Linked DNA regions of Homo sapiens: all the other regions are linked to region 1. A link is a contact called in ENCODE Hi-C or POLR2A ChIA-PET data. All regions are on one chromosome and are shown on one strand. Each heading gives the region's core, a stretch centred on a gene start or an enhancer-like site at or near the end of the contact. The rest is flanking DNA. Distances are from core to core; before and after follow the strand shown.

The links. Hi-C counts contacts between places; a loop is a spot of excess contacts on that map. ChIA-PET counts read pairs that join two places held with the same protein, here RNA polymerase II (POLR2A). Pooled maps may share reads with other maps.
Region 2: a map with no recorded cell type shows a loop between it and region 1 (5-fold over the local background). The contact joins the enhancer-like site here to the promoter of MSX1 in region 1. A Hi-C loop is called at or near these places in 4 of 37 single-sample maps with no recorded cell type and 1 of 50 pooled maps.
Region 3: a loop to region 1 is called in a map of naive thymus-derived CD4-positive, alpha-beta T cell, with 6 times the contacts of the local background. The contact joins the promoter of CRMP1 here to the promoter of MSX1 in region 1. A Hi-C loop is called at or near these places in 1 of 168 maps with a recorded cell type or tissue (naive thymus-derived CD4-positive, alpha-beta T cell), 4 of 37 single-sample maps with no recorded cell type and 9 of 50 pooled maps. POLR2A ChIA-PET finds 5 or more read pairs at or near these places in 1 of 52 experiments (B cell).

The regions. Positions count from the first base shown.
Region 1 is chr4:4,858,312-4,861,077 of GRCh38, reverse strand. It overlaps MSX1 (msh homeobox 1), which reads right to left and starts at 1,413. Exons shown (of 2, transcript NM_002448.3): 1 at 710-1,413. The coding sequence starts at 1,178. RefSeq lists silencers at 822-1,261, 1,272-1,511, 1,532-1,591.
Region 2 is chr4:6,179,662-6,182,427 of GRCh38, reverse strand. All of the region lies in intron 1 of JAKMIP1 (janus kinase and microtubule interacting protein 1), which reads left to right. Among named protein-coding and RNA genes, the nearest start is that of JAKMIP1, 20 kb to the left of the region's middle. RefSeq lists an enhancer at 1,360-1,649. Within about 2 kb of position 1,392, at least 5 of the 41 ENCODE cell types and tissues checked have a DNase peak (open chromatin) inside an H3K27ac peak, as active enhancers do.
Region 3 is chr4:5,891,648-5,894,413 of GRCh38, reverse strand. CRMP1 (collapsin response mediator protein 1) reads left to right here and starts at 1,328. Exons shown (of 14, transcript NM_001014809.3): 1 at 1,328-1,825. The coding sequence starts at 1,445. RefSeq lists an enhancer at 2,723-2,766.

The DNA of each region.
Region 1 (2,766 bases), core at 164-2,663:
GTAGAGCAGCCAGGGGGCCGTGAGGCCTTGGAGCGAACCGCCTTGGGCACCTGGAGTCCACTTTAATGGCTCAGTCCTAGACGTTTGGGAGCTTCCCATAGGATTAGCGGGGGCGCCTTCCCCTAATTGACTTGGTGCCCCGCCCCCTCCACTGGAACCTGAATGTCCCCACCCCTGAATCATCCATCCGCCCAAAGCACCAACTATCTGCCTCAAACTCAAAGGGCATGGGGAGGTAGAATTCTGTAGGAGCTTCGGAACCTCTAGGCAAAGAGGTACTTGAAAGGGAAGAGGGGCTGGGGGACACCAGCTCCTACTGCGAGAAAGTGAAACTCCGGGTGCAGGGAAGATACCGCACCACACACATTCATCCGCTGGGGTGAAGCCGATGAAACAGAGTTTGGGATCAGATGAGGGATCATGGACCCCTGAGGTCGTTTGGTGGGGGCAGGAGGACAGGGTGCCCAGACATCGGTGTCCTATCCGTTAACTCCCACCCGCAGCGTCTCTGGGCCAAGGCGAGGAGGTCTGGAACCTTCTTCCTGGGTGGGAGTGGAGGGAGGCGCAAGACCCGGCCTTGCAGCCCACGGCTCCCTAGCACCGGCTGCAGGTACGCAGGCGCCGGAGGCCACCAGGAGCCCTCGGGTCCCACACCCCACCCGGCCCCCACCCGGCCCCCTCCCTCTGCGCCTGGGTTCTGGCTACTCACTGGCCGGCGGCGGGGAGAAGCGGGGGCTCTGCATCCACGGGGTCCTCTCGGGCTTCTCGGGGCTCTCGGCTTTGACGAGCGCATCTTCTGGCAGCTTGAGGAGTCCCCCCACCGAGAAATGGCCGAGCGGCCGCGGCGAAGAGGGCGCGTCCGGGGCTCCCAGCGACCCCGGCGGGACGCCCAGTGGCTGCGCCGAGCCACCCGCCGCCTGCACGCCCTCGGAGGGCGCCAGGGCGCTCTCCTTGGCCCCCGGCTTCCTGTGGTCGGCCATGAGCGCCTCCACGCTGAAGGGCAGGAGCGAAGGGGACACTTTGGGCTTGGCCCCCTCCTCGTCCGCGCCCATGGCGGCTGCCGTGGCCGCGGCGGCGCTGGGGGCCTGGCCCGCGCCTCCCCCCGCCGGCTTGCCGAAGGCGGAGTCCTCCACTTTGACACCGAGTGGCAAAGAAGTCATGTCAGCAGCCGGGGCCATGCAGAGCCGGGCCCCCCCTTCTGCCGCAGCACTGGCCAGCCGCCGGGCATGGGCTCCGGGCGGGCTGGGAGCGCGGCCGGCCTCTGCGAGCGCCCGGGGCCCTGGCCGGGCGGACCCTCCCGCGCGCGCCTCCCGCCCCTCCCCAGCAGGCCAGCTCCGGCGTGCTGGGCCTGGCCTCCGGTCGCTGCCGCCGCGCAGGCAGAGTTCCCGGGAGCACTCGCCGGCTCCGGGCCCTACCGCGGCTCCCCAGAGAACTTGCTAATAAGGCGAGGCCAGCGGGGCGGCGGCCAATCAGCGCGCGAGGGGGCGGGCCCGGAGCGATCCATTGGGCCGCGCTCCTGGGGACTCGCCCGGAGGCGCGCTGGGCCTGGGGGCACGCAGGGCAGGGCCCAGGCGGCGGAGGGCAGGGGAGGAGAGGGGGTGCCCGGGAAACTTTCCTCTGCGCTGAAGCCCAAGAGGCCCTCTCTGCGGGAGTCCCCTGGGTCTCTATCTTTCTGTGTTCCCGGGGGATTTTCCCTTGTTCTCGTTCCTTCTCTTCTGCCCTCCTCTCCTCCCCTCCCCTCCCCTCCTCAGCCCTCTTTTCCGCTCCTCTTTTTTTCCCCGTCCTTGTTTCTCTCCTCTACTGCTTCTTTTACCTTTCTCTTTAGTCTGTGGCTGGGTTTCCCTGTGCCCCCCTCCACTGTCTGACCCCCCCTCTTCTTCTACCACAATAATTTGAGTTGAGGTTATTTCTTACACATTCCTTTTATATATAGTTTTTAAAATACGCATGGCTATTTATCCTAGGAGAAAGACATACTATTAACTTCTTTTCAAGAAACGAAACAAAACCAAACCTTCATTTTCTTCCTGTTCTGAAATCTTGTAAACTTTACCTCGAGGTAAAAGTGGGCCTTTGTCTCTAACTTAGAGCTGGAGTAAACCTTGCGGGAAGAAGCTAGCTTCCTGTAGTGCCAAGGATGTGAGAATACGTAAGATTATCTAGAATCTGCAGTCGGTTTTCATACACGATGTGTATTCCCCCCCCCCCACCCTCGCTCTGAACTTCTGTCCCAAGGGTCACAACACCTATAGCGCCCGGGCGGGGAAAGGAGCTGCCAGATCCTTTTGATATAGAACTTACTGAAATAAAACCAACAGAATCGTCAATGAAACACCGATCTGGCCTTAAGGTGACCTCAAACAACGCGTCCTCGGAAACAATGACATGTCCCTATCTCTGGGCCGCTGATCCTGGAGGGGAGAGGCACATTTGGGGGAGGGGGCTGGGAAAAGAGGAAAGTTCCTGGAGGTGGACTCTAGTGTGGGACTTGAGAACTCTTCTTTTGCCAATTTCGGAGAAAACGTGATTTAATGTTTGCTGTTAATAATAATAATAATAATAAAGACAGAAAAAATGAGTTGGGGTCAGGGGAGATGCAAGATCTGCCTGAAGCGGGGTCGGGGCTTGGCCATTTTCTGCGCCTGTCGCTTTATGGCCTCTCCTCCTGCGGCCCAGGCCAGCGGCTCTCAGGGAGTGAGCGGAGGTGATTGGCGGCTCACTCGGCCCTGCCATTGATGACTGCGGGGTTCTAATCTCCAGGAAACA
Region 2 (2,766 bases), core at 143-2,642, 1.3 Mb before region 1:
CTTTTTTTTTTTTTTTTCTGAGACAGGGTCTCGCTCTGTTACCCAGGCTGGAGTGCAGTGGTGTAATCACTGTTCATTGCAGCTTTGAGCTCCCGGGCTCAAGTGATCCTCCCACCTCAGCCTCCCAAGTAGCTGGGACTACAAATATGCACCACCACACCTGACTAATTTTTTTAATTTTGTAGAGATGAGGTCTCATTATGTTGCCCAAGCTGGTCTTGAACTGAGCTCAAGCAATCCACCTTCCCCGGCCTCCCAAAGAGCTGGGATTACAGGTGTGAGCCACCGAGCCTGGTTTCCTGTCCCTTCTTATAAGGTCACTAATCTCATCATGAGGGCTTCACCCTGATGACCTAATTACCCACCATAGGGTTTCAATGTATCAATTTGGGGGGACATAAACATTCACTCCATAACACTGTCCCTTACCTTATTGAATCGTCTGCTTTCCCTGAACTTGCCCAGACCCCTCCTCCTCCTGTCTGCACAGGCTCATCTCCTTGGGCATCACCCATCCTCCCAAGGCCAGGGCGGGTCCCTCCCTGTACATCTGTCTGTCACAGCCATGGTCACAGTGTGTGACTGATGCCATTCACAGTCTTCTTCCCCGCTGGCTAGAGCTCTGTGAGGGAAGGGGCTGTGTGAGATTCATGTTTGAGGCTCAGCACAGGGTCTGGCATGGAACAGGCACTAGGATGCTGTTGAATGAATGAATGAATGAATGGAGCTTGCGTTGCTGCTGCTCTCCCTCTCTGATGCCAATTGACTTTTCTTTGACCCCTGCTCCTCCATCTGCATATCCTGATTTCACCCCTTCCACAGCCCACTTTGGATGTCCCTTCCCTCACCACGCTGGCACCCATAGGCCCTGGTCTCCCAGTTATCACCTGGGCTTGTTACAGTGTCTCCTTTGCTTGGCTAGGAGCTCCTCAAGGGATGGGGGAGCCACTGAGACATTGAGGGACTCTGCAAATGTCTGCACCTGAGAAGGACTTCCTTCTGTACTGAGCTGGTGGTAACCTGATAGTGACCTGGTAGTAACCTGGCAGTAAGCTCATCTTGGTTTATGTACTCCAGGCCTGTAATTAGTGTTACTCTTCGAGCCCCTGGTCTCTTCCTCTCTCAGCATGACCCTCCCCTCCACCCTTTCTGGAACTGCTTTCTTGAGAGGAAGCCTAAGAAATGTGAACTGCGTCCACCAGCACATCTCACAAAGCCTTGTGCACACAGGAGGTGTTTGGTAGGTGTCTGTCAAGGAGCGCCCTGTTCAGCATCTAGTCATATCAAGCCCACACGGGGTGGTGAGTATAGAAAGGATGTAGAAACCACAAAAAGAAGTTGCCCTTTGCTTGGAAGTCACTGACTACCCCTTCTTGTTCTTGGTGGTGTGGTTACTTGCTAGTCTCTTGACTCATTTCAGCAGAGGTGAGACAGAAACGACCTGATGGCTGGGGCCTTTTCTGGGACTTCTTAAGGGGTCTTTGCACGTTAATAAAGGGGAGATTCCAAAATGATGCAATGAGTTGGCCAAGAGCCAGCAAGTAGCAGTTGAAAAAGAAAAAGTTTTTATACTAAGCTTGGGACTTGAGCAGCTAGACTCCTCCCTGCTCAATGTGCCATGGCCCTCTGAGAACAAAGCACGTTGACAGAAAATTAAATGTCACTGAATTAGCTGCAACATCCACTTGCTACAACCTCCACCCCCACTTGCTAATTGGGTCATGTTGGTCAAAGTACTTCACCCCTTCCTGCTGGTCCATTAAAATGGGGGTACTAAGAATACCCTTGTCACAGGGCTGCAGAATACTAGGTAATTTGGACAGTTTGAAACAGTTCCTGCTACACAGTGAGAGCTATATAAATGGTGACTTATTACTTGGTGCATGTTTGTTGAATTGTAGTAAATTATCTGATGGGAGAGGGGTGTCTGTGTTGTTATGGTGCTTAATTCTTCTTGTAGCACAGGTATCGGTCCCCATTGCCTATCCTCACCTCCAAGTTTCTCTCCTGTTCAGCAGCTGATAAGATTTTATAGTGAAAATCTCAATAAGAAAGAAGACTTCACGTGCACAGAATGTTCTAAAGGAAGCTTCATTATGTTCTCTTGAATGTTGATAAACAACTCTCATTTCTATTTGATGAGAATTTTTTGTGGGTTCTGAATGTTACGAGTAGCAATTTTATCAGAAATTATTTCTGTTTGTGGGTATGTTTGGTGGGGAATTGAAGTTGGTGGTTTTCTGATATTGGAAGCATTTCATGAACTGGGGTATTTCAAAACTGCTGTTTATGAAAGTGTTGGGGCTAATTCAGTGGCACTTAATTTTCTGTCAATATGCTTTGTTCTAAGAGGGTCATGGCTTGTTGTGCAGGAAGGAGCCTGCTGTTTATCCCTGCAAATGTTCTTGCATGGCTTCTAAGAGGATGTCAGGCATGCTGCTGGTCCTAGGGATAGAAAACAAAACAGACACAGTTCTTTGGGCAGCTGGGAACTGGTCTTAGATTCAGAGAGACCTGGGTTCAAGTCCTGACTCTGTCATTTACAAGCTATGGATTTTAAGAAAGTGACTTCACCTCTTTGAGCCTCAGTTTCCTTATCTGTCATATGGGGATAATATTGCTACCTGTTTTACAAGGAGGCTTTGAGGATGGATTGAGATGAGGTGTACCCAGCATACTACCTGGCATAGAATAGTCTCTTCTTTTGAGTGGCAGCTCTTGGTTTAGCTGTTGCTTTTGGTCTGGGGGCAGGAGTGATACCCCAAG
Region 3 (2,766 bases), core at 79-2,578, 1.0 Mb before region 1:
GCTGGCGATTCTGCCTCTCCAGGAAGTGCAGCTGGGACTGTAGGGTCCCCAGGGACTTGCAGGATCCTCTGCCTGATAATCGTGGAGAAATAAGGGAAGGTGTCTATAGGAGGCAGGTGGTGCCTGGCCTTAGAGGAGAGCCCCAGCAGAGCGACCTCCACGACAGAGAAACCCCAGAACGCCCAGACTGCAAGCTCCAGGAGCAACAAAAGTGGACTGTGCCCCTCGAATGAGGGAATATCTGTCTGTCTGGTTGACTGCCAGCTGTGTGTGTGTGGTCATCTCTGTCTCTGTGTGTCTTTCTCTGGAGCGTTTTTATTTAAGCTTTTGACTTCCTTTATTACTGGTGTGGACTTGTGTGTGGGCATCCTGTTGCCAGTTTATGATGCACATGTGTGGAATCGCCCTGAGCTTGCCTTTGATATTGGTGTGTTGTGTGGTGTCATTGGCGTGCACGTGTATGTGTGTGTCGCTGATTCTCATGCAAGAATGTGCTTCTCTTATGTGTCTGTCGGAGTGTGCCTCTAGCATGTCCCTCTTGGCTGCTGCACCACCTTTCCTGGCCCTTACCACCTCTTGGCCCACCATATGGGTGCTTTTGTATCCAATTCCCCTCCTTAGCAGGTCAGCTCCTGGAGGGCAGGCACTTGGTCTCTTTTGTCCATGGCTCTGTTCCCAGCTCCTACAACAGTGCTAGGCACTAGTGGGCGCTCAGCAAAATAAAACTGACGGAATGAACGGTGTGTCCAACGCATGTGCCTCTCCAGTTGTGCAATTAATCTTGGTGTGATACTGTGTGTGAGTGGGGTTGTGAGACAATGAGGATTTCTGTTGTGTGTTTGTAATGAACTCGGAATGTGCACAAGCATATATGTGTATGTGTGTGCAACATTGAGTATGGTGTGCATGATCGAGCCCCTGTGTATCTCTGGAGAGCATGTGTGATTGACTCTCGTGTGTGTGCCAGCATGTCTGTGCATCTCTCATGTGTTTGGCGTAATTGTCTGGTGTGCAGGTATGAACCCGCGTGTGCCTCCAGAGCGTGTGGGCGCGCGAGTGTACGCACACGGCTCCTGCCCCGCGCTCTCCTCGCGCCCTGCGCTCCGCCTGGGGGCGGAGAGTGGGGGGTGCGGCGAGGGCACTGCGGTGCCGCGGCCCGCCCTCCGCGCTGCGGCTCGGGAGCGTCACCGTCCCTCCCCGCCCCAGCCGCGATCCCCGCCTCCTGGTCCTTTGTAGCTGGCCGCGCCGCTAGCCCGCAGCCGCCCAGAGGCCCCGCCCCGGCCCCGCCCCGGCGCGCGCCACGCCCCGCCCCTCCCCTCCCTGGGCCGCAGTCGCGCCCGGGCCGCCGCAGGCCCGCACCGAGGCGCGGAGCGCGGCGCACGGCGGTGCCCAGGGCCGCGGGCGGGCAGGCGGGAGCGCGGTGGGTGGCCGGCCTTGGACGGGTATGGCGGACCGGCGGCGCGCGTGGAACACCGAGGACGACCTGCCCGTGTACCTGGCGCGGCCGGGCAGCGCGGCGCAGACCCCGCGCCAGAAGTACGGCGGCATGTTCGCCGCGGTGGAGGGCGCCTACGAGAACAAGACCATCGACTTCGACGCCTACAGTGTGGGCCGCCGCGGCTCGGCGCGCACGCCGCGCAGCGCTGGCCGGCCCGACGCGGTCGGGCTGCCAGGGCCGGGAGGCAGCGAGGACACGGCCAGCGACGTGAGCGAGCCCTCGGGCTCCGCGGTCAGCTCTCCCGGAGAGCGCGACGAGCGGCCGCCGACGCTGCGCATCCGCCGCCCCGCGCCCCGCGACCTGCCCCTCGGCCGGGACAATGGCCAGGTACCCTCGGGGCGCGCGCGGGCCAGACGAGGGGGGCGGGCCCCGGGAGGACCCAGGGCATGGGGCGCCCGAGGGCCATGCCCGGGCCCCGGTGTTGGGGCAGCGGCCGCCAGGCTGGGGAGAGCCACGGCGCGGCCCCTCCCCCACCTCATCATGCAAGAGGTTCCCAGAGCTGGGGCGACTCGGTCGGGGCTGGCCGGCGTGGTCCGTGAGACTCGGAAGGGATCGCCCGGGTCCAGTCCCGGCTCCTCTTCTACAGAAAGGGAGAGAGGTTCTGAGAGGGGAAGTTGGCTAAAGCTACCGCATGGACGCTTAAACGCGAAGGAACCTCTGGGATGAATCTAACCCAGGCCCCTCATTCTGTTTTGTGAAAAGAACTGGAGCTCCGTTCCGTGTTGGTCCATTCATCCATCCACTCAGTCGGTAGTAATTATAGAGCACCTACTGTGTGCCGGGCCCCGGGAGAGGTTCCGCGAGTCGCCTGCGGCCACACAGCTTAAAGCTGGAAGGAGCTTTTTTTCCGAGCGCTCCCCTCATGCTTGCTGGGGGGAAGGATTTGGTTAAGGATTTAGTTCGTCGGGCAGTTGGAGCCGTAAACCCCTACCCTCAAGCGCCAGTAGATTCAAGGGGCACTCCTGAGCTCCACAGCACACACCGATGTGCCTGCTTCACAGAGCAAGGTGGAGGTAGAGCTGGGATTTGAACTGGGGTCTCTGGCCTCCCGGACCTGAGCATGGGGCCGGGAGGATCAGGGAGAGGGAACGCTAGGGCTTGGGCCCTGCGGGTATTCTCTCTTGAGCTGGGGGTCACCAGGAAACTGGGGGAAGAAGGGCGGATGGACGGCGTAGCCTTTGGATGGACCGACGAGAGCCAGGGTCAGGTGCCAGAAAAACGGAAGTTGGAGCATCCGAGGGCTGGGGAGCTTTCGAATTGGTCCAGAC